Regions from separate parts of the Homo sapiens genome. Here all the other regions are linked to region 3. A link is a loop called in an ENCODE intact Hi-C map of the cell type or tissue named here. Cell type or tissue: ascending aorta. All regions are shown on one strand. Links, peaks and the distances in the headings refer to the core of each region. The heading gives the core; the rest is flanking DNA.

The links. A loop is a pair of places that touch in the nucleus more often than their neighbours do. Peaks named below come from ENCODE experiments on the same cell type or tissue, not always from the same donor. Only the 100,000 strongest peaks of a DNase experiment are listed, where the experiment ranks them.
Region 1: a loop joins it to region 3, with 9 times the contacts of the local background. A loop is called at or near these places in 4 of 110 quality-filtered maps.
Region 2: a loop joins it to region 3, with 5 times the contacts of the local background. A loop is called at or near these places in 13 of 110 quality-filtered maps.

What each region holds. Positions count from the first base shown.
Region 1 is chr4:119,828,506-119,839,225 of GRCh38, reverse strand. No RefSeq gene overlaps it. Among named protein-coding and RNA genes, the nearest start is that of LINC01365, 29 kb to the right of the region's middle. In ascending aorta, for the core only: no CTCF peak of the experiment used is centred there; a DNase peak (open chromatin) is centred at 5,325; H3K27ac peaks cover 4,956 bases.
Region 2 is chr4:119,449,989-119,460,708 of GRCh38, reverse strand. It overlaps the pseudogene GTF2IP12 and the pseudogene SEPTIN7P14. Among named protein-coding and RNA genes, the nearest start is that of LINC01061, 45 kb to the right of the region's middle. RefSeq lists an enhancer at 5,826-6,365. In ascending aorta, for the core only: CTCF peaks have their summits at 5,604 and 5,823; DNase peaks (open chromatin) are centred at 4,788 and 5,968; H3K4me3 peaks cover 2,255 bases; H3K27ac peaks cover 1,790 bases.
Region 3 is chr4:120,044,566-120,055,285 of GRCh38, reverse strand. No RefSeq gene overlaps it. Among named protein-coding and RNA genes, the nearest start is that of MAD2L1, 17 kb to the left of the region's middle. RefSeq lists an enhancer at 5,208-5,587. In ascending aorta, for the core only: a CTCF peak has its summit at 5,209 (motif pointing right); a DNase peak (open chromatin) is centred at 5,245; H3K4me3 peaks cover 938 bases; H3K27ac peaks cover 2,158 bases.

The DNA.
Region 1 (10,720 bases), core at 3,088-8,087, 220 kb after region 3:
CATGGATAGTAAGAATCAATATCATTAAAATGGACATACTGCCCAAAGCAATTTACACATTCAGTGCTATTCCTATGAAACTACCAATGACATTCTTCACAGAACTAGAAAAAAAAAGTTTTAAAATTTATATGGAACTAAAAAAGTGCCCAAATAGCCAAGACAATCCTAAGCATAAAGAACAAAGCTGGAGGCATCACGTTCCCAAATTAAAACTATACTACAGAGCCATGGTAACCAAAACAGCATGGTACTGGTACAAAAACAGACACATAGACCAATGGAGCAGAATAGAGAATTCAGAAATAAGGCCACACACCTACCATCTGATCAGATCACCATGTGATCTTCAACAAACCTGACAAAAACAAGCAATGGAAAAAGGACTCCCTATTCAATAAATGGTGCTGAGATAACTGGCTAGCCATATGCAGAAGACTGAAACTGAACCCCTTCCTTACATCATATACAGAACTCAAGATTTATTAAAGACTTAAATGTAAAACACAAAACTGTGAAAAACCTGGAAGACAACCTAGGCTATACCATTCTGGATGTTGGATCTGGCAAAAATTTCATGATGAAGATGCCAGTAGCAATTGCAACAAAGGCAAAAATTGACAAATGAGATCTAATTGAATGAAAGAGCTTCTGCACAGCAAAAGAAAATATCAACAGAGTAAACAAACAACCTACAGAATGGGAGAAAATATTTGCAAACTGTGCATCTGACAAAGGACAAAGGTCTAATATTCAGCATCTATATGGAACCTAAACAAATTCACAAGCAAAAAACAAGCCCGTGAGAAAATGGGCAAAGGACATAAATAGACACTTTTGAAAAGAAGACATACATGCGGCCAAGAAGCATAAGAAAAAAAGCTCAACATCACTGATCATTAGAGAAATGCAAATCAAAACCACAATGAGACACCATCTCACACCAGTCGGAATGGCTATTATTAAAAAGTTTAAAAATAACAGATGCTAGCAAGGTTAGAGAGAAAAAGGAATGCTTATACGCTGTTGGTAGGAGTGTAAATTAATTCAGCCTCTGTGGAAAGCATTGTGGTGATTCCTCAAAGAGCTAAAAAGAGAACTACCATTCAACCCAGCAATCCCACTACTGGGTGTATATCCAAAGGAATACAAATCATTTTACCATAAATACTCATGCACGCATATGTTCATTGCAACACCATTCACAGTAGGAAGGACATGGTGTCAACCTAAATGCCCATTGATGACAGATTGGATAAAGACAATGTGTTAGATATACACCATGGAATACCATGCAGCCATAAAAATTAATGAGATCATGTCCTTCATCCAGAGGCCATTATCTTTAGCAAACTAACAGGGAAACAGAAAACCAAATTCCACATGTTCTCAGTTTTAAGTAAGAGCTAAACCACGAGAACACATGGACACAAAGAGAGGAACAACAGAGCCTGGGTCTACTTGAGGGTGCAAGGTGGGAGGAGTGAGAAGATCAGAAAAAATAACAATTGGGTACTAGGCTTAGTACCTGGGTGATGAAATAATCTGTACAACAAATCCCCATGACACAAGTTTATCGATGTAACAAACTTGCACATGTGCCACTGATCCTAAAGGTTTTTTTCTTTAAGAGAAAACTGTATTATGTTGGCAAGTTGTAAATGAAATAGACGGTAATGACTATACTAGCCTATGTTCAGAAATAAAATTATATTGATATTTATGCCAAATTATTAGGGTTTGCAGCCTGTATTTGCTTACGAAGATATTAAGCCCCTCCCCCATCCCCTTCTCCTTTATTTCTGAATCTCCCCTATACATTTCTGGGAGTCTTCTTTGGGGTCTTGCATTTTTTTGGGACCCGCCTGACTGTGTGCCTCAGCTCTGTCTTCTTCATCTGAGTACCACTCCATCACTTCTGCTCCTGGTGCTATCCAATGGAGCACAATCTGGCATGCTTAACAACCCCACACCAATGGCCTTCTGACTCTTAAAGTAACAACACAACACTGGATTCTGTAGCTGGAGAAGGAGGTGAAGGCATGATTGGAGCTTGTCCTCTCATGAAAATCTATGCTATAAGTGATCTGATGGGCCACAAAGCGATGCTGCATGTATCTAATGTCTCTACAAGTCTTTCATAACTACAGTTCTTCCAGCTTCTAGCCTCCACTTCTGTTGCCACTGGGCTCAAAATCTATCCTAAAGGCTAGAAGAATAAAAATTCAATCCCATCCCCTACATAGCGATCATGTCTTCACCACTTAACTTTCACAAAACTCCTCCCTCCTGCTGCTCCCGAAACAAAAACTTAACAATTCTTGCACATGGTACCCAAAAGGGACCATCATTCTACCAATTTCACAACCAGTCTATTTCACCTTTTAGATTCAGCTAGGATTTACAGCTCAATAATAAAGAGTAGCTAAGGAAAGTCAGAGGAAGGCAAGATTACTGAGAATAGAGTCAGTAAAAGAAATTCAACAGAGGAGGAAAGACTTTAACAGGAAGCAAGAAATTTAGATAAATGGAGAGATAAGGGGCATTCTAGGCAAGAATTTCAAGAAAGAAATGTCACTAGTAAAGAAAAAACGGGAACATAAATTTGGCTGGCCAAAGACAAAGGTAATATTTATCTTACTCAGTCACTCTGAGTCTTCACAGGTATCAAATTTTTTTAAAAAATCACCTTTAATCTCAATCCACAGGTATCTCCTTTCATTTTCCCTTATTAGAAACAATTTCCACATTCCTCAGAATAATTTAAACCAAATATATTATTTTCTCATTCTCTTAAAATAGTATTTTTTAAACCCAGATAACTCACCCTAGCTTTGCCTACAATGAGTTATTTCAGTTTGCTTTATTTTACCTATGCCACAATTTTGGTTTCTGCTGAGTTTCCATGTTCTCCCGTCAAGCAAACCTCTTGTTTTCCACTTTTCTTCTCTTTAGCACCACCACAAGCTCCAAATTGCAATTTTCACTCCTCTGCAAACCTATATGGTTTCTCCCCCATTAATTCTTCCTAGCAACCTCAACCTTGCTAACTAGAGGTCTCAGTGGCAAGAGAACATAGCTACCTCCAATTTACATCCAAGACAGAGTAGAACATTCCTAGGAAAAAACATGTCTTTTTCCAGATACTCAAGGGATCTAGGGTCCTGTGAACCCAGAGCTGATTTATATCCTCAACCCTTTATGCAATCATGACAGCCACCATGTCGGTTCTGGTTTATGCCACGGCCCTCTGTGTTTGTGTGTGTGTGTGTGTGTGTGTGTGTGTGTGTGTGTGTGTGTGTGTGTGTGTGTGTGTTGAGGATGCATGTTATGAGGAGTGCTCCTGTTTGCTCATTTGTTTTTCAGCAGAACATGAAGCTGTACAGATACTAATCCCAGGGATTACTTTTTTGTGGGTCAATTTATGGCTGTGGTTTTGTCTCAGAGGAATATGTTTTGGTGAACAGAGTTCACTCAAGACTTAAATTGCTCTAATAGTTTAATGCATGAAATGTACTTCCTTCAAGAATGGGAAGATTGCTTTCTTGTTAAGAAAACAAGGATTACAATTGGTTGACAAAACCCAACTGAAATAGTTATGAAAGGTCGTATAAACAGACACATGTTTTTGTAGGGCTGTTTAAAACGTAAAATGTCTATAGATAGTAAAATAATCCTGATGGTGATACAGCAGCATTGCGAAGTCTTGTATAAGAGTCTGTTTAGTGTAAAAGAGATTAAATTAGCTCATGCTGAAAAGTCCATTAAATACACACTAATCTATTGCTGAAAACTTACCAAGTAAAGAATTCAATCTGTTATATTTCCTTTTTGATTTTTTGCAGTCACTGAAATATACTTGGATTAAAAAATAGGCATGGTAATCTGTGACCTTCACAGTTGTTAGGGTACAGCTGAATCCTGTTTAAAGCCTCCAAGAGTTGGATTTTTTTTTTTTACAGTAAGTGCTACTTGGAAAAAAAATGACACATCTTTGGGAAGTGTTAACATTTTATTGTTGCTGTTATTGCTATGACTTTTGTAAGGAATTCATCTGAAGTTATAAAATATTGGCAGAAAAGAGAAACAACATTTTCTGAAGGTCTACAATGTCTTGGGCACTTTGCCACAGAAAGCTTTAACTTTCACATCAACTTTCAACATAGGCATTATTATTTTGAATTTACAAATGTGAAACTAAGAGTCTTAGATAAAGGAAATTGCCAGCTTATGCTCATAAATGACCATGTTTATATTGAGACCTAGATCTAACATGCAAATTCTTTCCCATCTCAAAACGTTTGCTTCTGTAAGTTCATGGTTCTGGAATATTCCTCTCCAGAGTCTGGGATCCCTTCTGATCTCAGCCTTTGTTACCTAGTCAGGTCCTAGGAGGTTCCCTCTGGAACTCCCTCCTCCACTGCCCTGCCCCATCTCAGCACCATGTTTCTTTCCTGTGAACCACTTAAGATATTGTTTAGTTGGTTGGCTTTTGCCTATTTCCTCCTCTAAAATGTCAGCTCTATGAGGACAGGGACCATATCTGTCTAACTCATTTCAATATTACCAAAGCTTAGCACAAGCCTGACATATAATAGACAATTCAGCAAATATCAGGTGACTCTAAATGACTCCAGGCTTTTTTCACTCACTATGTTGCATCTCATGGATTGTTAATTCTATTGAAAATTGTTTTGTTTATTAATTCCCAAAGTAAAAATTATTAAAGACAAAATAATAAGATTTCCTGATTGGATACTTTGGTCCCATATTACTATTTCTCATACAAATCTTTTTGGCGTGCATCATCTGAAAATCAAGATGTTTTCATATTCTCCAAAACATTTCCCAACCTGGAACAAGTAGAGAGGTGACAACCCTGAAAGAGCTATATGTTTTGTGGAGAGTTCAGAGTTTTGTGTCTATAGCACTATTTTTTATCTTCTTCATGATAGGGGTTGGCAGAACAGTGTATCTGTGTGCTACAAGTATATGAAGGTGGGATTATGTTGTTCTTGGGCAACTAACATAAGTTAGGCATTGTTCTCTGTCTGGAGATTCAAAGTACCAATAGAATACAATTCCTATCCTTAAGGAACTCACAGTTATGTAAATCAGTTTACATTAATTTTCATGTTTTCACCTACTAAATAAGATTAACATTGACAACTACATATGTCCCAGGGATACAAAGCCTCCAATGTGGAGGGCAGAGGAAATAGCAGTAAATAGCAAAAGGCTTGCAGGGCTTTGCTTGTTTCTTTTTTATTATTATTAGCTGCTATGCAGTGCATGTGCTAGAGTTGACCTTACAGGAAGGACTTGACTTGCGAGAATTTGCCATTTGTTTCTCATTGTTTCCCGTTGCTGGTTGCCTAGTCATAGTCTAACTTTATTTAAAGCCCAAGGGAAGTTAAAAAAGCATATTTTATTTCCCACTCCACTCACAGTAGGGGAAAGCCATGGGAAAGTAGATGTAATAACATTTGTTGCCAAAGGTACAAAAGTCCATAAAGCATAAGCATACCAAGGTGGAAGCTACACACGCACACGTATGATCACACCACAGATGAAGTATCAGTTCACATTGGAGAGAATATGTTATGAAAAATTTCACTAGTTTGTCCATGTTATGACAAATTTCACTAAAACAGTTTATTTGTCTAGAGTTTTATGGCATTCAAGTCCACACTGAGTAGTTTTTGATACTATTCTCTCATGTTATTTTGGGCAATTCTTAGAACAAATGAAGCAGAGACTCAGAAGCAAAGCATAGCAAGGGCTACTGAATTTTGCAGTCATACTTACTTACTATTGCAGTTATACCTTCAAGAATGTTGTCCCCCAATACAAAAATCAATAATGGAAAAATGGCATTACTATCTACAGATGTACACTGATTAGAACCATGGCCTTGAAAAGGCATTTTCTACTACTTCCTTTCTTTTTTTCATTTTCTTTTTCTTCTTTCTTTTTTCTCATTTATTTATTTCTTTCTTTTTTTTGTTTTCTGGTCTATATTTTAAAAATATTGAATCATTTTTATAAAGTGAGAAATCCAAAGCAGATTGCTCTAAAGTTTACTTTAGAGACAATTCCAATGAATATGCCAACTATTACCGTCAATGGTGAAGTGACATTCCTTGCTGTGGATTACTGAACAGCTTATAAATTCTATGGATGTTTGTGATTTTTCTCCAACTTCTTATAATACTCCAATAGTACAGTTATGTGAAAGGTATTTAAAGGCAATGTTAATAGCTACATGGACCACCCAGAAACACCACAACAGACTACCGCCTGTTTGAAATAAAAAACCACCACCCCTGAGATTATGAGAGAGTGCCTACAAGTTTGTGCCTGCAGGTTTGAGTTAAAGTGCCAGAGTTTAAGGGCATCATATTAGAGTCAGTCATCTTTGTTCTTTCCCTGGAAGGAGCTAGCCAGAGAGCCATCTCAGGATTTTCTTAAGAACTCTAGTTACTTACCTACAGTAGTCACCTGTCTGTCTGTCTTTTCCTTTTTCCCATTCTTTACATTTTTCTACTTTCTTTTCTTGCTTGAATATAATTTCTATCCAAAAATATTAACTTTTTGTTTTGTTTTGATTTCTAAAACTCTAGCTTGTTTACTTGGTATTATTTTTGTATGACTTTTCCTTTTAATTTATATTGTAATATTTGTTATCTCCTTATCCTTACTTTAGTAACTATTTGCCTGTTTTTTTATTTTCCACTGGTTAACCATTTGCAGAAGAATGAAACTGGACTCCTACCTTTCACCATACACAAAAATTAACTCAAGATGGATTAAAGACTTAAATGTAAGACCTCAAACTATAAAAATTCTAGCAGAAAGCCTAAGAGATACTCTTCTAGGCATTAGTTTACACAAATAGTTTATCATGAAGAACCCATAAGCAAATGCAACAAAATGAAAAATAGGCAAATGGGAACTAGTTAAACAAAAAAGCTTCTTCACAGCAAAAGAAATTATCAACAAAGTAAACAGATAACCTACACAATGAGAGAAAATATTTGCCAACTATGCATCTAACAAAGTCCTAATATCCAGAATCTATAAAGCACTTAACAAGAAAAAAATAAAGAGCCTCATTTAAAAAGTGGGCAAAGGACGTGAACATGAAAAAATGCTCCAAATCACTAATTATCAGAGAGATCCAAATCAAAAGCACAAGATAACTATCTCACACCAGTCAGAATGGCTATTACTGAAAAGTAAAATAATAATAATAATAATAATATGTCAGTGAGGTTGTAGAGAAAAGGAAATGCTTATACACTGTTGGCAGGAATGCAAATTAGTCCAACCACTGTGGAAAGCAGTTTGAAGGTTTCTCAAAGAACTAAAACGTGAACTGCCATTTGGCCCAACAATACCATTACTGGATATATATATACAAAAGAAAATAAATCATTCTACCAAAAATACATATGTAATCATGTTCATCACAGCACTATTCATAATAGCAAAAAGATAGAATCAACATAGGTGCCCATCAATGGTAGATTGGATAAAGAAAATATGGTACATATACACCATGAAATACTATGCAGCCATAAAAAAGAATGAAATCATATCTTTTGCAGGAACACAGATGTAGTTGGAGGCCATTATCCTAAACAAGATAACAGACAAATAGAAAAGCAAATACTACTCACTTATAAGTGGCAGCAAAATCTTTGGCTCACACAGACATGGAGATGGGAACAATAAACACAGGGGACTCCAAAATAATGGAAGGAGGGAGGGGCCAAGGGCCACAAAACTTTTCATTGGGTATTATGTTCACTATCTGGGTTATGGGATCAATAGAAGCCCAAACCTTAGCACCAGGCAACATACACTTGTGACAAATTTGCACAGGTACTCCCATGATTGAAACTAAAAAAAGAAATGTTTAAAAACATTATTTTCCTGCTTTTATTTTCTTTAAAAATATTTTTACCCTTAGAATTTGATATTTATTTTTCCCTCTAACTTATTTTTTCCTAATCTCTGTTCATTTTTTATTTTTCAATCTCTACATTTGTAACTTCCTTTGATCCACTATTACTACTGTGTTATCTGCCCTGAAAGGCAGACATCATAGATGTTGCATGTTCTGAAACTTCCAATCACAGGCAAAGAAATTAGTAATTTAAAAAAATTTAAATAATAAAGAATTTTAAAATTAGGAAGTTTGACTATGAATTTTGTAAGTAAATCCTACTACAATTATGAGTGGCTATAACAAAACACTATAAATTGAGTAGCTTATAAACTACAGAAACTTATTTCTCAAGTTCTGGAGGATGGGAAGTTCAAGATCAAGACACCAGCAGATTCAATGTCTGGCAAAGGCCTGTTTCATGATCCATGGATGTTGTCTTCTCACTGTGTCTTCACATGGTAGAAGGGGTAAGGGGTCTCTTTTGTAAGGGCACTAATTACATTCATGAGGACTCTGCCCCCATGACCTAATCATCTTTCAAAAGCCCCATCTCCTAACACCATCACCTTGAGGGTGAGGATCTCAACATACGAATTGTAGGAGGACATAAACATTCAGACCATAGGTGAAACAGAGCTTGACCTCACCAGCTGCTCCACTGCAGCATCCCTAAGTAAATGCCCTGGCAGGTGTCTATTTGGAGTCATCTGCATGAAGAGCACTCTGTCTAAACAAAATTATCCTGTTGGTCCATGTGGACCCGCAGCTGCATCCTACACCAAGTATGTGACTAAAAAATGATGCCTCTAAATTTGCGAGTGGTGGAAACTAGAATTTAACTCTAGTCTCAGGGGTGTGCTGGTGTGTTTATGTGCACACACACTTGTACATTAATATTTTTGTTTATATAAAGAAAAAAATCCAAATTTTTAATAATGAGTATTCCTGGAGAGTAAAGGTGGGTGGGGTTTTTAAAACTTAATTCATATTACTTGATTTTTAATGCACATGTATCATATTTAAAACAATGACTAAAATGTAAAGATATCATTTGTGAAATGTATACATAATTCTTCACTTCCTTTGAATACTCTAAGACTCTACAGACCAGTAGGAGTCTGTACCTGAATGGTACCATTCTAGTCTCTGCTGGAATAAATTTTAAATGAATTCTTCTTTAGTGTTATGCCATTGAACTTATTAAAGAAGATTCCAAGAAATTTCTCTGTGAAATTTGTTGTTTTATTTACCCTACCTATGTTGTCAAGAAAACAAGTCATTACATTTAAACCTGGTATTTTAATACCAGGATTACTGGGCAGGTCTCCTGAGAGGCAGCCTGGATTACCTCTTAATGAGTTTGTGAATCTTGAAACTAATTACATTTCCCTCTTCACTTTGGCTGCTAGAAAGCTCTGAGCCAGATAGCCAGCCCACTTTTAGTAAGTAGATTGAATCTTGCAGCAAATGTTATATTCACTCACTCCTTGTTTCATCTTGTTTTTTTCCGTAATATATTGTCTTTACCTTGATTCCCTCACTTATTTGTTTTTATTGTCTATACTTTGGTAAGCTGTCTGAAATCCTTTTAAAAACAAAGCTAGGTATAAATAACTAAAATCATAAATATGCAAAGCAAACAGTTCCAGGAGACTGTGACATTTCCATTTATGACCCAAATATTCCTGCTAGTCCTAATACTCATAATACTTTCATTTCCGCTCCATAGCCCTAGGGAAGCCATTTATTCTTAATATACTGTTGAGCCGATTAAGCATCTAAGGATTTTTTAAAGAGAAGATTGTTCAGGGAAAAGGGAAAATATTATCATAATTTTATATGAGTCTCCAGATGAGAAGATTCCTCAGGAGTACTATGCAGGGAAAAGGCTATATTTATCACATGTTTAATAAACAATGTGGAAGTTTAAGCTGTCATTTACATTTTCCATTAGTTATATCCAAAATTAGAGCATCATCCATTTAGATTTATTAAATTCATTCTCTTTATGTTGTTATTGATTGAGCCCCACTGACATGCAGAAAGAATTAAAAGCTATATAAGTTAAAAGTAACTCTACTTTTGTTTCATTGCAAGTACTCTGAAAGAAGTAAATATAAAATATCCCTTTCAATCTCTTGCCTAATTAAAACGGGATTTCTGGCAAAACATGGCATGATAAAACTGTTTTGATTTCACTACACTAGCTGTGCCTACAAAATAACAAAGAAAAAAGGATAGAAAACTGGTCAAACTATGAATAGTCCCAAACTGTAAACTGTGAAGAATACCTGCCAAAACCAAAGAGCATGCTGCAAACTGATACATACCTCTCCAGAGTTCTTGCCCAGAAGGGAGTTTGGTAAGTGACATAGCCTTGGAAGCCTCAGCAGCTATTTGCATCAAGTTCTACAGATAGCCAGTTCCACCCACACAGAATCATAGAGTAGAAATGACAAAATAAGGGACCATTTATATCCACCGCTTTCATTTCCTAAGACACAGCTTCCTAACCCAACAGGTGGAGTAGGAATGAAGAAAATATATAATCATATTTGCAGTAGATACCAGACTCGGTTAATAAAATAACTAAATAACTATATAAAAACAAACTCGTGATTTGGAAAACCATTAACATATAGTATTTCCCTGTATGTATGCTTAAGTGTAGGAGAATGTGCCCCCAAAAAATAAGACACAGAAAATATGCGCGAAGGGTTTTGAGACAAAACTCACAAATCAATGCTGGTAGCTGTGTTAGGTCAT
Region 2 (10,720 bases), core at 3,054-8,053, 590 kb after region 3:
TGTTAATATCATACATTACACCAGTGATTTCCTACCAGGGGTGATGGTAGGGATGTTTGAGTTTACCTACTCCCACATTTTCTTTAGGATCAATGATTGTGGGCATTGGAAATCCAGATTATTTGAAAGAAAAGCATATATACAAATAGTATGCCAATCTCTTGGCAAATTAATACTGGGTTTATGAGTCATACTTGGTATAAAGAAAGACAGAGGAACTGATAAAATAGTGATCACCACTAAAGACATGTAATACATAACTTAAATGTGCATTTAATAATACAAATAAGCAGTTTGAGTGATTCAGTCATTCAGAGTTCAAATGTAATTCATCAGGCAAGAACATTTAATCTACCGTTTATAGTAAATGTCTTCCTAGACTATTCTCTATCAAGTTTGGCCCAAACCACTCACTCAAATGAACTTACTATCATTCCTAAATCTTTCTCAGCATGGATGTAATTACCCTTATATTTATGTTATGGCTAGGATCCAATCCTCTTCTCAAATGTGATTTTTCAAGCTCCTATAAATCAGCAAGAAAATGACAGAAAATATTAAGATTACCAAAAGACTTTAATGAAATCTGAAGTTATTGAGTACAAAAGACATGTTCAACCTCACTAGAAATCAAATAAAATAAACTCAAATACCTTTATATCTTTATGCACACACAACAGCAATGAGTGCCTAAGTCTACTAAGACATGCACAAGAATGTTCCCGTTAGTAAAAAACTGAAAACCCAAAGGCTTATCTACAATAAATAATAAAGGATATACTGATACATTCACACAATGGAGTATTATACGACGATGAAAAAAACAACTACACCCAACATGAGTAAATAATACAGACATAATCTTCACTGAAAGAAAACAGATACAAAAAAGTATACGTATATAACGTTCAAGAACAGGCAAATTTATGGAGAAGGCAGTCAGTAAGGTGTTTATCTTTGGGGGTTGTAATACTGAATGCGAGTGAGCACATGGAAGAAACTAGGGTTCTGGAAATGAACTGTATATTAATTTGGACAGTGGTTAGTTTTACCTTTCATATCTAAATTCATAAATACTTAAGTGAAGGTATTCATAATAGATACCCAAATTAAGAAAGTTCAAAGTTCATTTTCTTGCTTAGGTTTAAAATTTCCAATATTTATCACAAAATAAATAAGCATGTAGGATCAAGTTTTTAGAGTAGAATTTTGCAGGTAATTTGAAATCTCAAGCCCTCTGAAGGTTACTAAAAAAAAAAAAAAAAAAAAAAAAATTCCTAAAATAGAAACATTAAAAAGGAGAAATAAGATTTACTTCACAAAATTACTCCTTTGGGGTCTTGCAGTATGATATATATGAGTTACTGCTCAGAATATATAGACTGTCCTCCTATCCTGTGCACTGGGATGATCACTACCACTTCTTCAAATCCAGCTAAAAGCATCATGGCCTCAATGAAGCCTACTCCAGCCAGAACTGTTCACGTGCCTCCTCTCTGCTCGTGTCCTATATATTACCTAAGCAGAGCTCACCAACAATATTTTTCATCAACAGCTTAGAGCAGCGCTGCCAAATAAAAATACCATGTCGGTCATGTAAGTAATTTAAAATTTTCTTAGTAGCCACTTTTAAAATAGGAAAAAGGTGAAATCAGTCAATTTTATTTAACCCGATACATCCAAAATATTATCACTGCAGTATACGATCAATATAAAAAATTACGGAGATTTTCTTTTCCATGCTCAGTCTTAGAAATCTGTGGCATATTTTATATTTGCAGAACATCACAATTCAGACTACCCACATTTCAAAGATTAATAGCCACATGTGGCTACAGGCTGCTGTACTATTTAATAAAAAGTGCATATCTAGAGTCTAGCCCCTTGCTTTATAAAGTGTGATCTACCATCCAGCAGCATCAGCATCACCTGGGATCTTGTTAGAAATGTAGAAAGGCAGCCCATCTCAGAACTACTAGAAGAAATAAATTTAACAGGATACCCAGGATTGGAATGCATAGCAAAGACTGAGAAGCAGTAAATTAGATCACATATAGCTTGGGAGTCTTACAGAATTGCTATTGCCATTCAACTATGATATGGTATTATCCCACTGACTAATATAGAACACTGTATTTAAATAACAATAGTTTTTCTATGAATCATGTTTTCTCTCCACTGTCCAATGCAATTTTCTACAATGATGAAAATCTTCATATATGTGCTGCACAAAATGGCAGCCACTTGCCACATATGGCTGTTGAGCACTTGAAATATATCTGGAGCAAATGAGAAATTGCATTTTAATTTAATTAATTTTAATTGATTTAAACATGTGGCAAATGACTATCATACTACATAGCACAACTCCAGGGGAATTGGTTACTATGTCACAGTGTCATCTCTAGGAGAATCCTTAGGACAAATTTGGAAAGTTCTAGTCAAGATAATTCGATTAACTGTACTTCTTCTGTTTTTTTAATTTTATGAAGTCATATTTACCATCTTACACTGGCTGAGGGCAAATTTGCATCTTACCTCTAAGGAAGCATAATAAAAGTTACAACACGTGCTTTGTGTGTATTAATATTATTCCAGCTTATCATCAATTAAAAATACCAATATCTAGACCTGTACAGGCTTTTTAATTCTCTGAGAAGGACCCGGATACTCTGGAGAATACAAATCTGGGAGGAATAATGAGTTGATTAATGTCAACTTTCCCAATCCAGATTCGCCTAAAAGAAATAAGGGAAAATATCTGTTAAACTCACCCACTTTACCCAACCTTAAATATTCAACAGATGCTGTAATTGAACTTGCTTTATGCAAGTATTTCTTGGTGAGACAATGAAATGACATTAGAAAATATGCTACAAAGAATAAGTATCTTGTCCTCAGTTTCTTAGCTATCAAATTAAACTCACGTTTCCAAGGATTCTTTTCAGCCTTCTAATTATACCACTTATATTCATTAAAAGTAATGTATCTAATAATTACATTTTTAACAGTAATGTATTCCCAAAGAAAAAAGTCAGTCATTATTTAAAAATCCAAGTTGGATTATATATCACTGCTTCAGTGAAATAAAGTTTTTCTTTATTAATAGACAATAATGAATGAATAATAAACAAGAAATCATGCAGCTATAAAAAGCAAAAATCTGCTAATACAAAGATTAATCACAATGAACATCTCTGTATAAAAGTCTAAATCACAAAAAATACTTTCTAATTTTGCCGCCCATCAGCCTAAATATAAGGGTGCTTCTCCACAAACCAGAATCCAAAAAATCTTAGGTAATTACTTTTTCTACCACTTCTACTCAAGGTAGGAGGTAGACACGAAGGAAGCTAGGGCATGATTTCTACTCTGACCACATACTCTTTTTTGACTCTCCGTGTTTAGTCCAATATACATAGTCCAGTGTATAGTAATTATTACAAGTATACCAAAATATAAATGGCTTCAAGGTATATATAACCTAAGGTTAAAACAAATTATAAATCAGATTATGATAAGTAACATGGCACAGAGTTAAAGTATTTATTGTTAATAACTCACTTAGCATAATAGGCATGTTTAGCCTAAGTAACTGATGTCACAATATTTTTATGCCTAGGAGGAATTCTTTTTATATTAGCTCTCAAAAGAGATAAGATTCTCTCCACGTGGTTTGGGCTTACCCCTTTGACTGAGAGCATGCCACTTTTTACTAGAGGTTGATGTATGACTCAACTTAGAGTTGAGGATGAAAAGTGGGGATCATAGCACCTGCCTATACCCTGGTACAGATCATATGATGTTGATTTATTTATTTGTGGAGTCAGGGTCTCGCTGTGTTGCCCAGGCTGGAGTGCAGTGGTACGATCATGGCTCACTGCAGCCTTGAACTCCTGGGTGTGGTGGTGCGCACCTGTAGTCCCAGCAACTCTGGCAGGCTGAGGCAGGAGAATCGCTTGAACTCAGGAGGCGGAGGTTGCAGTGAGCCGAGATTACGCCACTACACTCCAGCCTGGAGACAAAGACTCCATCTCAGGAAAAAAAAAATTTTAAATTAAAAAGTTCTAGTATCTAAAATGAGCAAAATCGCCAGGCGCGGTGGGTCACACTTGTAATCCCAGCACTTTGGGATGCAGAAGTGGGTGGACCATCCGAAGTCAGAGGTTGAGACCAGCCTGCAGTGAGCCGAGATTGCACCACTGCACTCCTGGGAGACAGAGTGAGACTCCATTTCAAAAAAAGAATTAGCCAAGCGTGGTAGCATGCACCTGTAGTCCTAGCTACCGGGGACGCTGACGGGGAAGGATTCCTTGAGCCAGAAGGTCAAGGCTGCAGTGAGCCTTGTTTGCACCACCTCACTCCAACCTGGGCAAGACCCCATCTCAAAAAAGAAAAAAAAAAAAACACAAAAACAACAAAACAGAACAGAACAGCATCACTTCCTTATCATTAGTTTGAAGTAAATTGCCTGTAAAAGTTTCCATTTTCAAAAAAAGTATTAAAATATAGTGCAAAGCCAGGCACGATGGCTCATTCCTGTAATCTCAGCACTTTGGGAGGCTGAAATGGATTGCCCCAGGAGGTCGAGGCTGCAGCCGAGCGATCCTCCCGCCTAAGCCCGGCAAGTAGCGGAGACTACAAGTGCGTGCCACCATGCCCAGCTAATTTTTTGTATTTTTGTAGAGACAGGGTTCCACCATGTTGCCCAAACTAGTCTGGAATTCCTGAGCTCAAGCGACCCACCCGCTTCCGCCTCCGCCTCCGCCTCCCCAAAATGCTGGGATTATGGGCGTGAGCCACCAGGCCTGGCCCAATTACTTTCTTCAGTCTGAGCATGAGCGCTGGAAGAAAAGCGCTCACTTGCATATAATTTTTTAGAGACAGAGTCTCCCTCTGTTACACGGGCTGGAGTGCAATGGCGCAATCTCAGCTCACTGTAACCTCAACCTCCAGTGCTTGATCGCTTATATAATCTCAGCTCACTGTAATCTCAACCTCCCGGGCTCGATCGCATATATATACACACATATATTTGTTTGTTTAGACGGAGTCTTGGTCTGTTGCCCAGGCTGGAGTGCAGTGGCGCGATCTCCGCTCACTGCAACCTCCGCATCCCGGGTTCAAACAATTCTCTGCCTCAGCCTCCCGAGTAGCTGGGATTACAGGCACCCGCCACCACGCCCGACTAATTTTTGTGTTTTTAGTAGAGACGGGGTTTCAGTGAAACCATGCTGGCCAGGCTGGTCTTGAACTCCTGTCCTCGTGATCCACCCGCCTCGACCTCCCAAAGTGCTGGGATTACAGGCGTGGGCCACCTCGCCCAGCCGACCGCTTATATTTTTAAAAAGATGTTTTCTTCGTTTCCTAGCCCCTTCTACCCCGCTACAAAGTTTCAAAGACTTAATGCTATTACAAAGGGCCGTCAGAGGTCAAGCTCAGGGGTGCAGCTCCCTCATGCCGGGCAGCCTCAGAGGGGGCCAACCCTACCCAGGATGAGCGGCGCCAGGTAGCCGGGGACGCTCCCGGGGGTCCCCGGGCCCTGCCTGGGGGAGGTGTTGTGGGGCGCACGTACCCAGGCTCAGGTGAGGCGAGTGGGCGGCCGGGGCTGCAGCTGGCGCTGGCCATTGAGGAGCTTCGGCGCGACAGTGCGATCGGTTGCACCTTCTGCGACAGGTGCCGGCCGGTTGGCGCGCAGCGCCTGCTAGCGCAGAGTCTGGCCCTTGCTGCGCCCGGCCCCGAAGACCGGGAAGTCGTAAAGCTCCTCCTCGCAGCTTATGTGCGGCGGCGGCCGGGCCGAAGCCTAGCGACACAGAGCTGCCAGCTCAGCAGCGGGTTACATCCCGCCCGGCCACCGGTAGGCAGCGTCCGCTCAAGCGCGCTCCTGGAAGACCCAGCAGCCCCGCCGCGAGTTCCGATTGGCTCCGCGTGAGTGGCGGTCCCCTGCGACCTCACAAGAGCGCGCCTTCCGTGACGCCGCAAGAGCGCGCCTTCCGTGGCGTCACAAGAGCGCGCCTTCCGTGACGTCACAATGGCGCGCCTTCGCCGACACCATAGAGGTGGGCCTCTGGCGACGTCAGAGGCGTGGGTGTTCGGCTACGTCACTGGGGCCCTACGGTGCCTGGAGCTGGGCAGTCTTCTCGTCAGAGTGGGGACTGGTAAGAGCGACCTCCCCGCCAGGTCCTGTGTGTTGCCAGCCGAAGAAGGGTAGCTGAAAAATTCAGACCCAGCACAGTGTTTATGTTGGTCAAAAATAGAAAACTATGTCTGGCGCCGCCGAGGCGGGAGGACCCTTCAGGCCAAGAGCAGCCTAGCAACATGGCGCAACCCCATCTCTGTAGTCCTACCTCAGCTCCCCCCAGCTGAGGGGGGCTCAGCCCCCCAGCCCTCAAGTATGAACCCAACGGTTCAAGGCTCCAGTGAGCTATGATCCCATCACAGCATTCCAGCCTGCGAGATTGAGGTAAACCCTGTGTAAAAAAATTAAAAAACTATCCAAGTGTGCAACAGGGAGGGACTGCTAAATAAAACATGAGGCTGGCTGGGCCCTACTGTAATCCCAGCACTTTGGGAGGCCGAGGCGGGAGGATGGATGGCTTGGGCTCAGGAGTTCGAGACCAGCCTGGGCAACATGACGAAACCCCGTCTCTACAAAAGATACAAAAATTAGCCGGGCGCGGTGTGCACCTGGCCTAATTTTTGTATTTTTTTTTTCTAGAGATGGGGTGGGGGGGGGGCCTCGCTATGTTGCCCGGGTCAGTTTCGAACTCCTGAGTTGAAGCGATCTTCTCACCTTGGCCATCAGAGTTGTCGGGATTACAGGCGTGAGGGACAGCGCCCCACCTGGGTTAGGCTACTTAATAACATAAGAAAGTGCTCCGCCAGGCTCAGTGGCTGACACCTGTAATCCCAACACTTCGGGAGGCCGAGGCGGGTGGATCACCTGAGGTCAGGAGTTGGAGACCAGCCTGGCCATGGTGAAACCCAGTCTCTACAAAAAATACAAAAATTAGCCAGGCGTGGTGGCGCATGCCTGTAGTCCCAGCTACTTGGGAGGCTGATAAAAGAGAATTACTTGAACCCGGGGGGCGGAGGTTGCATTGGGCGGAGATCGCACCACTGCACCCCAGCCTGGGCGACATAGCGAGACTCCAAAGTTTTGACACCAGCCTGGGCAATGTAGTGAAACCCTGTCTCTACAAAACAAACAAACAAAAACGCAGGAGTAACTGTGTCCACCTGTGGCCCTAGCTAGTTAGGAGGCTGAGGCAGGAGGATCACTTGAGGCCAGGAGCTCAAGGCTGCAGTGAGCTATGATAATCCCACTGCTTCCCATCCTGAGCAATAGAGTGAAAGCATGTCTCTAGATAGCTAGCTAGCTAGCTAGATAATTGATACGTAGTTTTGTATCAAATTTTTTCCCTAGATTTGAGCATGTTTTTCTAAAGTAGCATTCAACACATCAGCATTTTACAGTCTTATTAGTTGTTAATATGATTATGTTTTTCTGAAATACAGTATCCTTTACAAAAGCAGTTTTGTCTTTCAAGGCACATAGATAAGGCCCTCAAGTGAATTTGTCTGATGTTGGCGACCTTGGTACCATTTTGTCCACTTGATTGGAAAAGTCAGTCAATAATTTCAGGTCACTGTTGGCCTTAGAAGAAGAGCCCAAAGGCAACAAGCAAAGGCGCTGGTGTCCAGTCACCTTCTAGAAGCATTTTCACTTTCCCTTAAGGTTTCCCTTGATGAACATAGAAGTACTGTATGTAGAATTGACCCAGTGCTGCCCTGGCAACTTTTTATATTAGGCCAAATTTACATTTCTTACCTTTATGAGAGGCACCCTGGTAGGCTAGTGGAGTTACACACAAAGTCTGATCTCAGCTGCACTGTCCAGAGATGCAACACGGTCCAATCAAATAACATTCTCTGAGCCGGTTTCTTTAGCTGTAAAAGAAGAATAACATACCCATCTAAAAAGGCAGCTTATTGTATTTGATTGGTCTTTTATTTTCTATGAAACTGTGTTTAACACAGTAATTATTTTCATTTGTATACTACATTTGTGTTGTGTTTTTGGTTTTAGTTTTGTTTTTGAAATGGAGTCTTTTTTTAGTGGTTTTTTGTTTTGTTTTGTTTTGTTTTTGAGATGGAGTCTTTCTATTGTCACCCAGGCTGGAGTGCAGTGGCATGATCTCCACTCACTGCAACCTCCACTTCCCAGGTTCAAGTGATTCTCCTGCCTCAGCCTCCTGAGAACCCGGGATTACAGGTGCCCACCACCACACCCAGCTAATTTTTTAAATATATTTTTAGTAGAGATGGGGTTATAACATGTTGCCCAGGCTGGTCTCAAACTACTGACGTCAAGTGATCCACCCGCCTTGGCTTCCCAAAGTGCTGGGATTATAGGCATGAGCCACTGCGCCTGGCTTGTTTTCAAATAAGGGTTTCTTGGCTAGGTATGGTGGCTCACACCTGTAATCCCAGCACTTTGGGAGGCCAAGGTCAGTGGATCACCTGAGGTCAGGAGTTCGAGACCAGCCTGACCAATATGGAGAAACCCTGTCTGTACTAAAAATACAAAATTAGCCAGGCGTGGTGGCGCATGCCTGTAATCCCAGCTACTCAGGAGGCTGAGGAAGGAGAATTGCTTGAACCCAGGGGGCAGAGGTTGCAGTCAGCTGATATCGCACCATTGCACTCCAGCCTGGGCAACAAGTGCAAAACTCTGTCTCAAAATAAAAAAAAGATTTCTTAAAATGATATTTTCAGTATTTTATAGATGATGTGTAAGCAGCAATCTTAATAGGATGTTACCCGACACTTTGCGAGACTGGCAGCTAATTTGATTCAGATGTTTCTAATTCTTTTTTCTTTTTCTGTTTCTGTTTTTTTTTTTTTTCTTTTTTTTTTTTTTTTTTTTTTTGACAGAGCCTTGCTCTGTCCCCCATGCCGGAGTGCAGTGGCATGATCTCGGCTCACTGCAGCCTCCACCTCCCGGGTTCAAGCGATTCTCCTGCCTCAGGCTCCCGAGTAGCTGGGATTACAGGGGCACGCCACCATGCCCAGCTAATTTTTTGTATTTTTGGTAGAGACAGCGTTTCACCATGTTGGCCAGGCTGGTCTTGAACTCTTGACCTTAGGTGATCTGCCTGCCTCAGCTTCCCAAAGTGTTAGGATTACAGGCATCAGCCACTGTGCCTGGCCCAGATGTGTCTAATTCTAACATGAGATGTATTGCAGGATCATAGCAGAGTGAGTTGCTGATGTATCCAGAAGGAAACGAGCTTGGAACTCTCACGACAGCTGTCTTGAGAAGTGTGTGTGTGCTGTGCTTGAATATCTCACTGCTCATTTATACACAGGCTTTCTGGTGACTGAGTTAACAGTATCTGTTTCATAAATAATGTAGCCCTCTTTCTTTCTTTCTCTTTTTTTTTTTTTTTTTTTTGAGACAGGGTCTTGCTCTGTTACCCAGGCTGGAGTGCAATGGTGCAGTCTCGGCTCACCTCAACTTCAGCCTCCTGGGTTCAAGCGATTCTCCTGCCTCAGCCTCCCAAGTAGCTGGGATTACAGGCATGTGCCACCACACCTGGCTAATTTTTTCTTTTTTTGTTTTGAGATGGAGTTTCGCTGTTGTTGCCCAGGCTGGAGTGCAATGGCACAATCTCGGCTCACCACAATCTTTGCCTTTCGGGTTCAAGGGATTCTCCTTTCTCAGCCTCCCGAGTAGCTGGGATTACAGGCATGTGCCACCACACCCGGCTAATGTTGTATTTTTAGTAGAGACGGGGTTTCTCTATGTTGGTTAGGCTGGTCTCAAACTCCTGACCTCAGGTGATCTACCTTCCTCAGCCTCTTAAAGTGCTGGGATCACAGGCATGAGCCATTGCTCCTGGCCTAATTTTTGTATTTTTAGTAGAGAGGGGGTTTCACTATATTGGCCAGGCTGGTCTCGAATTCCTGACCTCAAGTTATCTGCCTGCCTCGGCCTCCCAAAGTGTTGGAATTACAGGCGTGAACCACCATGCCTGGCCAGCTCTATTTCTTTAAGCCTACATGTTTTGCACTTGTTAAAAGTATTTGAATATACAATTACTCAGTTTCCCTTGTTTATGCTTGAATTTTGTATAATCTTAAATATTTTTTCCAATCTAAGCTTTATTTTATCCCGTTTCTTCTATATTTGTATAACTTTAGGTGGCTATCTTCATTGAAAATTTTTTCTCAAAAGCCTTAAAATAGAACATAGTTCTTGGCAGCAATTTAAAGTTATTTGAGGAGAAGGGGAGACTTACAATGATGCTTCAATTGAAGCAAACTAAAAAGTAATGAAGCAAGACAGAGGAAAAAGCAGTATTCACTTGAGCACATCCCAAAAGAATAACATTTCAAATGTAACTAGAAAAAAGATTGCTGAAGTTTGCAATACAGAAATAATTATTAAGATAGCTTTAAAGCCCTGCTCAGCTTTTGAATGTTGGGAATTGACCCAGAGGTGGCTGTAAACTAAGATGGTTCCTTCAGTAATGACCATTTTTTCTTTTTCAAGATGATGATTATTCCCCACCTTCTAGGACACAAAGACCAACGAGCCACCACAGCCACCAGTCCCAGAACCCGCTAATGCTGGGGAACGGAAAATGAGGGAGTTCAACTCTGGCAAGTTCTCAGCGAAATCCACGACCTTTTCCTTTATCTTCTGGACTCTCAA
Region 3 (10,720 bases), core at 3,119-8,118:
TCTATTTTTATACCAGAGAAACATAATATAGTTACATTTACTTGTACAAAGCCCATTTCATCTACATTTATCTGCACCATTTTGCTATGCAAGCTTGTTTGCACAAAGGAACTTACATGAGATCAAAATCTTATTTTCTTGGAATTTTATCTGTGTGGAAAAAGGCATCCCAAATATAAGCTGGACCACCCATAGTCCATTTCCTTGCAAGGGAAAGAGTCCAAACACTTTAAAAAACTTTCTAGATATGGACATATCTAGTGGATGCCTAGACATGGATATGAATTTCTTTCTGAAATGGCAGTCTCACTGACCAAGTACAGATGCTAGTGGTTTTAAAGATTGGGTCTGTGATGTGCAAAATATTTCATATCTAACATGCAGTTATTGGATCACTGTGTTCACACTCATAAGAGTCAGTACAGCTCTTTAAAAACAGGCTGTAAAGCTTACAGCCTCCAAGTCTAGGAAAGGAAATTCATGGGTATTGATCATCTACTGTATGCCAGGCACCACTGAAGTGCTTTACATCTGTTCAGCTGACTCCTAAATGAATGGAGGTTGGGGTTAGTGGGGAAATGGAAGACTTGGGCCACAAGCTGTGGTCTTAGAAACTGATGATGGGACATGGGGAGAGCCATGAGATAAAGGAAATTAAGTCTGAGTTCCAAATGAGGAGTCCTCTGGAGCAAGGAACAGCCCCCAAACCTCAATTTAGGGCTGTGAGGGAGAAGAGGGTGGGGAGAGAAGGACTGCATCCAAAATGGAAATTCTACAACTCCGCTGATGCCTCCATCGCCCCAGAGGAGACCCATAAAGCAAAACCATGAAGAAACACTGGGGAGTCTGAATCCTTTATAGAACATCTTTAGCTCAGTTTGTGGGCAGGGAAGGGATCAGTCTTCAAATTCATTCATTACATGCATTATCTCAATCCTTGCAACAACCCTGTGAGAATTGATATCCCCACTTTATAGATTTAAGAACTAAGATTCAGGAAGGTTAAGTAATTTGCCCAACTGCAAACATCCAGAATCCATGTGCTGGCCCAATTCCCAAACCAATAGGAACCAAATCCTTTTATTATATCTTGTTTCCTCTCAGAGTCTAGGGGACAGAGGAGGGTTCTCCTGCTCCAGACTTAGCTACAAAAAGACTAGAATACCGTGTGAATCTCACTCCAAATTGAGGAAGTAAGAACTTGTAGTCAAAATATTTGAATATTGCATTAACTTTTCATAATACTGCCATTAAATGTTCACACAGGGCATTTTGCTTTAAAACAGGAGCATTCATTTTCTTTCCAGCAACATTTCTTCTCTAATTCTTTCACTTGTTTTTGTAACCAAAGGTGTGTTGGAATTTGTGTTTAACATGTAATCCTGATCCTTCTACTTTGTGAGTTTTAACCAACTTGAGACATAGATGCAGGAAACAGAAGAAGATTGAAATTTATTATATGTATTATTACCCAAATTACAGCACTCTATAGTAAAGCTGGATTGGAGAATGAGCCTTACACTTAAGTCAGAAATAGGGTTTGCTACTCCTTCTTAAGTGAACCAAGCAGCCTGTGTAGTCACAGGTGGAAGGGCCAGACAACTTCATTCTTCCTTCTCCAGCCCAACTCCAACCTAGGAGGAAGCCTTGCATGCTGAATTGCCAAGGGCAAAATTAGAAAGCACTGTACTCGAGCTGCTACAAGCCATGGAAAAATTTCTTCTTTGCTGCTTGGGATGGGCTGAGAGAAAAAGTGGAGAGAGGGCCCCAGAACGTTACTCCAGTGCTGTTTTCTGTCATCAGGATTGGAACAGAAACCCTAAGAGTGGAGTAACAAGCATCCCTCCTGCTATTTGCCAGCTTTTTCATCTCTTGGTATATTACAGTGTGTGTTCCACTGGCATTATGTAAGTTGATTTTAGGTAGCATGATGACAGGCATTTTTTTAAAAAGTTTTAGTAATATATATGTTGTAATCAGAAAAATATGTAACATTGTTTATCATGAGTAAAAAATTGAGCGAAAGATTTTAAAAGTATACACAATATTTAAGGAAAAATATTATATCAGTATTAGTGTGAGCGATATGCAGACACGAAGGCCACATATGAAGGAAGGCTGGGAAACAATGTCATAACCCACTGGACTTAAGCAACTTGGAAGTAAGCCAGGGTGGGCTGTTCCTCTCAGCAGGGAAGTTGCTTGCTCACAGGGCCGTCATGTTCTCACTTTCCTAAACCCTCCTTCTTTCCACACTAATTCCCTCCAGAGCTGCCAATGGGCATTTCGCTTTTTGCCAACAAAAGTCTCTAGCAACATGAGTCAGACAGAACTGCATGCAGCACCCTAAGCAGAAAATGTATTCCCCATTCTATTTCCTATTACTGATTATGCTCAGTCATGTTGTCCAGAATTAATGAATGTATTCATTTTATATTCATGTATACATTCATGAATGTATTCATGAATGCCAAGACCAGATCAACAACATAAAAATATTCTAAAGTTGAACAATATGAAACTCTTCTCATTTTTTAACCCTCCAGACTAAATTCCCTTGCAAATGAAAAGCCCATAGAAATTAAGGTCAAATTCCTTCATTCCCAATTCTATACAATTGGCTCATTCTCAGCCAGAGGGTCTTACACTGATCTCTGGGTTCCTATAAGTTCAGCTATAACCTGGGCCGTCTTTCATAGGAATGGTTACAGCTTCTTCAGTCTTTTCAAAATTAATTCAAATTTCTAAGTAATTCAGCTCTCCAAGGGGTAACTAATCACAAAAGAAACTGTGGCTCCACTATGTAAGTTATTACAAGCAAAATTATGGTCCCCAAATTAAGTGAATGGTGTAATCTTTTTTGACACGGTTGTCGCCACCCAAAGAGCATGGCAGATAACTTAATGGTACCTGTGTTGTAGACAGAAGGACCTGAAAACAGCTGGGTTTCTGTTCCAGGGAGGGCCAGCCAGCGGTGCCAGTGTCAAGAGTTCACAGGCTGTAAATCTATATACACTGAGCAGAAACTGCCCATCAACAATTATGCTTCCACATGTTTAGTGTGTGTGTGTGTATGTGTGTGTGTGGTGGTGGTGGTGGTAGGTGTAGTGGCAATGCTTCTGGCAAACTCCCCATGTATATTACCTACTTTCTCAGTGAATGACATTTGAGACATTATTCCTTCTTAGAAAATTTAGATGTTTTGATTTCTTCATGTCTTGCATTTCATGCTTTTAGCACTTCAGTGCAAGACTGTGATTAGTCTAGATTAAACCTCTATTCCCAAATATCTTCAGGTGCGTTCTCTCTAGGAGCGTGAAGTCTCTCCTTTGTGGAAACATGAGGAATGGAGTAGTGACCATCACTCTACTCCCTTAGCACTATTTTAACTTAATAATATATCATATTGTATTTATTCAGATAATAGTAATTGTCACCACTATTCCATATGCTTTTCATTCCTACCTGGGCAGGTCAGGTTGGTCCCAGCTGACCAATAGTTAACCATAGTCAAAATTAAAAAAAAAAAAAAAAGAAGTTAAAACTCAAGGATCACAGAAAGAGCCAGGGAGTCAAGCTTACTCTTCTCAAGAAATAAGAGAATGATGTCAAAGTTTAGCAAAGCTTTAAGGAGATTCTAGATCTGATGGACTGAAATAGTCAAAAGTTAGTATTCCAAAGAATTAGGCCCCTGTAAAGACAGAACACAGTAAATTGAAAGAAGACCCCAGAAACCCTGAACTTCAGGGCAGGTACTTTTTCTGTTGCCCTTTAATTTCTTCCTGTCTCAATTGGACCTAACCATGAGTATGAGGAGAGTGACTGCAGCTGGGGAAAGAAATAGTGCCAAGAGCTGCAGCTGCAGAAAGTTTTGTTTTCATTTTTTTAACTTTTATAGTGTAAAATTAATATGCTCATAAGTTAATAAAATCAAACAGTACAGAATGGTACCAAGTGAAGAGTAAATTATCCACCTGTCTTCATTCCCCCACTCCCCACGTCTAATCTAGCTCCTTATTTTCAAACATGTTTTGTTCTGTTAGTGGTTATCACCATACCTTTAAGCATATGTTAATATTACTATTTTTTTTGTTGTTGTTTTTCAACTTTAGGTCACATCTATTGAAAGATGAGAAACTTAGTTCGTATTTCTTTATCCATCTACTCCTGAGTTTTTCTAGTCATATTATTTTCTTCTGGTGGTTATCTTTATAATTTTAAAGAATATGTTCAAGCTCTATATTTTGTTACATCAATTTTAGTATGTTGATTCCTTGCTATAGAAGGTACAAGAATTTGTGTCTGACATTGCTGGCCACATCTCTCTGCTACCTTAACATTCAGACTTTTGTGTTTTTTCCATTATCAATTTTAATACTAGTTAGATTCTCTTTTATAGTTATTATTGTCTTCCAGTTTCGTTGATTTGTTGACTCTACAAATTGAAATAGCATTTTCATTATCCTGATTATTGAATTACCCCTTATTGATTGATCAAATAGCATGAGTCTACCTATTAAGGGGAGAAAATGTAATCTAGTTCATTAATACTGAACGATGAATGTTCCAAGTGACAAGATAGAAAAGGAGTCCATAAACTCAATCTTCAAGCCTTCTTATGAAATTATTCATTTAGCCTATATCTTTAATATCCAAGAAATTAAACATAAAACATAAACATTTTTTACTGTGCTTGATTCTAGCCACCCATTCATTTGCTTCTTAACTATGAAGATGTTAATATTTGTTGAAAGATCAATTTTTCTTCTGTTCTCTTAATTACCTACTTTCTTCAGGAGTCACCTAGTATATCTGCTCCACTTGGACGTTCTCATTTTTGCTGTTTATTTCTTCTAAATTTTGTGAGTTTTAAAAATCTATGTGAATGATGGAAAAAAGGTGATCAATACTGGTAGCATGGTTTTCTACTGTGATACTAGGACTTTCCCTTTAATAAAAAGACAGATGCCATGGCTTGTGTACACAGAAGCTAGGAGTATGATTTAGGGTACATTTACATATTTTGTTCATCATGTATTTTTTACAGTTATTTTGACTTTTAAAACTATTGCATTAAAATATTATTTATCTAATTTAGTTAGTTTGGGGGCTCACCCTCAAAATTTTGTGTTCCAGGCTTCGTTCTTCTCACTGTAGTACCTGCCTTGAGACAGGGCCTGAAAGAGTAACCATCATTTCCAGTTATGGTCAGCAGAGGGCAGCAAAGGGCAGTGGAGTACGTGCTTGCTCTCAGGGCCTGGGCATCCTTCACTTTGTGGAGGCAAAAATCAGGAACTGGGAAGTAGAGGTCCAGATGGCCAGAATTAGAAGCGAAACTACTCACAGTGGCAGTGACCCAGGATAGAGACCAGGCTAAGCAGGGAGTGAAAAGGTTTAGTCAAAAGGGAGCCACAATTCGCAGCCCGGTATCTGCCATAGAGATGTGAGCAAGTAGACCTCAGGAGGTGAATCATCACTTGAGTTCTTTCGCAGTCCTGACTGCGACTCCCAGCGTCTCTCAAGCCCGCGGTGTGGCTCCTTAAAGTCTCAGGCATCGACTATCAACTGTGGAAGAGAATGAAAACTTCCTGTCTGAGAGTTGGTAACATGCTGCCAAGTGCTTAGGGGTTCCAGAACCAGCCATTTTGGGGAGGAGAGATTGAGTGGAGTATGAGCACCGAATACAAACGCTGAAGGATGATGACGATATTCGCATGTACATGCCAGCTAAATAATTTAGGAGCCTGCCTAAATGCGATGTGCTTTAAAATATAGTCCTGCCCCCCGAGCCAACACACATCTGGGAGGAAACAATGTTTCGTTGTGGAAACACCATGTGACTTTGGAATCAGACACACTGGACTCTCTGAATTGTTCGGTATGTGGCTCTTGGTTACTTAACTGATGGAGCCTCAGTTTCTCCATCTGTAAAAATGAAAATTCTTATCTCATAAGGCTACTTCGAGGAAATGCAAATGATGTACATGAACTACCTGGCAAAGAGCTTGGCCACCTGTAGTTGCTCGATTGACTTTACTACCTTTTCTCTCTGCCTTCCCTTTGGTCATGGAAGAATATCTGTAATATTGCTTGCTATTTTGAAATGTAAAGTCTTCCCATAAGCATAATTGACATTAGCTGAGAGATTGCTATGTTGGGTACCATAGAAAGTTTTCTATGGTATTATTTAAAATTCATAACAACCCTATGAGGTAACTTATCATCATCTCTGTCTTGCAGATGAGGACATGGAGGCTTTAATAGTATAACTGGTTTTCCCAGTGTCACATAGGTAGTGAGTAATGATCAGGGGTTCAAAACCAGGTAGTAGTTTGATTCCAGAGCTCATGCTCTTAACAGTATACAACCTCCTTTTCTATACAGACATTTTATCATCGATTAAAAATTTTAAGAGAAAAAATAGAATTAAGAAAATAGAAAAGAAAGAGGGAGAAAGAGAGAGAGGGAGAAAGAGAGAGAAAGAGAGAAAGAGGAAATAGTGTAGTTTTGTCTTTGTGATGTGCTTAAATGTTGGTATTACTGGCATAGCATCACCTTGTACTATCTCTTCTATGTGATTTTTAGGGTGAAAATTCAGTTTAAAGAAATAAATGAGAGACTGCTATGGACTGAATTGTGTCCCCCTAAATTCATATATTGACGCCCTCACCTCTCTCTCTCCCTGCCATGTAAAAATATAGTTAAAAAGTGGCTGTCTACAAGCCAGAAAGAGAGCCCCTACCAGAAACTGAAAATGCCAGCACCTTGATCTTGGACTTTAAACCTCCTGTGAGAAATAATTTTTTTCTGTGAGAAATAAACTTTTGTTGTTTAAGTAACCCAGTCTATGGGATTTGGTTATGGTGGCTTGAGCTGACTGAGACACAGACTCTGTCACTGTTATTCTATTAAGAGCTCATCTATCAAATTAAAATAAATAACAAGAATAATTTTTATTGGCTTTTTTCTCATTTTTTTCTAGTTTTTTAAATTGTTTTTTACATAACATAAATTTGCCATCATATTATTTTAAGTGTACAATCAGTAGTATTAAATACATTCATAATGTTGGGCAACCATCACCACCATCCATCTCCATAACCTTTTTCATCTTGTAAAATGGAAATGCTATTACCATTAAACAATAACCCCTCATTCTCCCCTCCCTCCAGCCCCTGGTAACCACCATGCTTCTTTTTGTAATCATAATTTTGTCTGATAGATATAGCTGATTCATGTGTTGTTTAAGTTCACTATTTCCTACCTATTTTTTGTCTGGTTGTCCTATTCATTATTGACAGTGGGATATTAAAATCTCCAACTATTATTGTAGAACTGATTATTTATCCATGCAATTTTCAGTTTTTGCTTTATGTATTTTAATTGACTGTTTTTAGATGCATGCATGTTTATACTTGTTATAACTTCTGCTGGGTTGAACCCTCTAAGTGTGCAATGTCCTTCTTTGTCTCCTCCTTTGTCTCTTGTTCTTGTCTTTTCTGATTTAAAGCTTTTTTAAAAAAATATTTGTATAGCCATCTCTTCTCGCTTCTGGTTACTGTTTGCATGGAACATCTTTTTTTCATTCTTTCACATTCCATCTATTTGTGCCTTTGGATCTAAAGTGAATCTCAATGTCAGGCGCAGTAGTATATGCCTGTAGTGATAGCAACCCGGGAGGCTGAAGCAGGAGGACCATTTGAGCCCAGGAGTTCGAGTCCAGCCTGGGCAACATAGTGAGATCCCATATCTCATAAAAAATTTCAAAATTAAAAAAAAATAAAGTGAGCCTCCTGCACGTAACATATATTTGGATTATGGTTTTTAATCCATTTGGCCAATCCTTTAATTGGAGTGTTTAATGCATTTACATTTAAAGTAATTACTAACAACAAAGGGACTTCTAACAGTTTGCTACTTGTTTTCTATATGGTTTGTAGTTTTTTGTCAATAATTTTCTGCATTACTGTCTTCTTTTGTGTTCACTTGATATTTTATATTAAAACGTTTACATTTCTTTCTCATTTCCATTTTTACATATTTTATAGCGATTTTTCTTTGTGGCTACCATGGGGATTACATCTGACATCCTAAAGTTATGCCAATCTAATTGGAATTTTTACCAGCTTCACCTCAATAACATCCACCTCTGTGCTCCCTTACAGGTTCGTCCCTACTCCTTTTGGTTGATGTCTTAAAATCATATTTGTATACACTGTGTGCCCCAAAACATAAACTAATACAGGCATACCTTGTTTTGTTGTGCGTTTTATCACACACACAGATACTGCATTTTTCACAAATCAAAGCTTTGTGGGAACCCTGCATAGAGCAAATCTATCAGTGTTTTTTTTACTAACGACACACAGTCACTTTGTGTCTCTGTCACATTTTGGCAATTCTCACAATATTTCACACTTCTTCATTATGATGATATTCATTTTTGTGATCAGTGATCTCTGATGTTACTATTGTGATTATTTTGGTGTCCTGTGAACTTAAGATGAACTTAATCACCTCTAAGTGTTCAAGTGAAAGTGTTGCATGTCTTTCACTTTAAATCAAAAGGTACAAATGATTAAGTTTAGTGAGGAAAGCATGTCAAAAGCCAGGAAGACTGAAGAGTCTTGCAACAGTTAGCCAAGTTGTGAATGCGGAGTAAAGATTCTTAAAGGACAGTAAAAGTGCTAATCTAGTGAACACATGAATGATAAGAAAGCGAAACAGCCTTATTCCAATATGGAGAAAGTTCTAGTGGTCTGGATGGAAGATCAAACCAGCCACAGCATTCCCTTAAGCCAAAGCCTATTCCAGAGCAAGGCCTAACTCTCTTCAATTCTCTTAAACCTGAGAGAGGTGAAGAAGCTGAAGAAAAGAAGTTGGAAGCTAGCAGAGGTTGGTTGATGAGGTTAAAGTGAAGAAGCATCTCCATAACATGAAAGGGCAACATGAAGCAGCAAATGCTGGTGTAAATAAAAGCTGCATCAAGTGATCCTGAAGATCTAAATGAGATCACTGAAGATGGTGGCCACACTAAACAACAAATTCTTCAATGTAGATCAAACAGCCTTTATATTGTAAGAACATGCCATCTAGGACTTTCATAGCTAGAGAGTAGAAGTCAATGCCTGGCTTCCAATCTTCACAGGACAAGCTGACTTTCTTGTTAGGGTTTGATGCAGCTGGTGGCTTTAAGTTGAAGCCAATGCTCATTTACCATTCAGAACATCCTAGGGCCCTCAAGAATGATGCCAAATCTACTCTGCGCACTAGAAATGGAACAACAAAGTCTGAATGTCAGCACATCTGTTTATAGCATGGCATTTTAAGCCCACTGCTGAGAACTAATGCTCGGAAAAAAAAAAAAAAAAAAAAAAAGATTGCTTTCAAAATGTTACTGCTTACTGATAATACACCTGGTCACCCAAGAGCTCTAATGGGAATGTGCAAGGAGATTAGAGTTGTCTTTGTGCCTGCTAACACAGCATCCATACTGTGGCACGTGGATATTATTTAAGAATACATTTTTTAAGGATATAGCTGTCATAGATAATGATCCTTCTGATGGATCTGAGCAAAGCAAACTGAAAACCTTCTGGAAAGGACTCACCATCCTAGATGTCATTAAGAACATTTATGATTTCTGGGAGGAGGTCAAACTATAAACATTAACAGGAGTTTGTAAGAAGTTGATTCCATCCCTCATGCATGAGTGTGAAGTGTGCAAGACTTCAGTGGAGGAAGTAAGCACATATGTGGTGGAAATAGCAAGAGAACTAGAATTATAAGTAGAACCTAAAGATGAAACTGAATTGCTGTAATTCTATGACAAAACTTGAACGGCTGGGTGCAGTGGCTCACGCCTGTAATCCCAGCATTTTGGTAGGCCGAGGCGGGCAGATCACCTGAGGTCGGGAGTTGGAGACCAGCCTGGCCAACATGGTGAAACCCTGTCTCTACTAAAAATTAGCCAGGTGTAGTGGCAGGTGCCTGTAATCCTAGCTACTCGGGAGGCTGAGGCAGGAGAATCGCTTGAACCCAGGAGGCAGAGGTTTCAGTGAGCCAAGGTCGTGCCATTGCACTCCAGCCTGGGTGACAAGAGCAAGATTTTCTCTCAAAAAAATAAATAAATAAATAAAAATAAAAAAACTTGAACAGATGAGAAGTTGCTTCTTATGGATGAGCAAATAAAGTGGTTTACTGAGATGAAATCTACTCCTGGTGAAGATGCTGTGACTTGTTGAAATGACAGCAAAGGATTTAGAATATTTTATAAACTTACCCGATAAAGCAGTGGCAGAGTTTGAGAGGATTGACTCTAATTTTGAGAGAAGTTATAATGTGGGTAAAATGCTCTCAAGCACCATGAAATGCTACAAAGAAATCTATTGTGAAAGGCAGAGTCAATCAATATGGCAAACCTTTTTGTTGTCTTAGTTTAATAAATTACCCCAGCAATTCCAATCTTCAACAGCCACTACCCTGATCAGTCAGCAGCTAACAACACTGAGGCAAGACCCTCCATCAGCAAAAAGTTCAGGACTCATTGAAGGCTCAGATGATTGTTAGCATTTTTCAGCAATAAAGTATTTTTATTTAAGGTAAGTAAAAAGTAATGGCAAAATCTGCAATTACTTTTGCACCAACCTAATACATTGCATTTTAGACATAATACTATTACACACTTAGTAGACTACAGTATAGTGGTATAAACCTAACT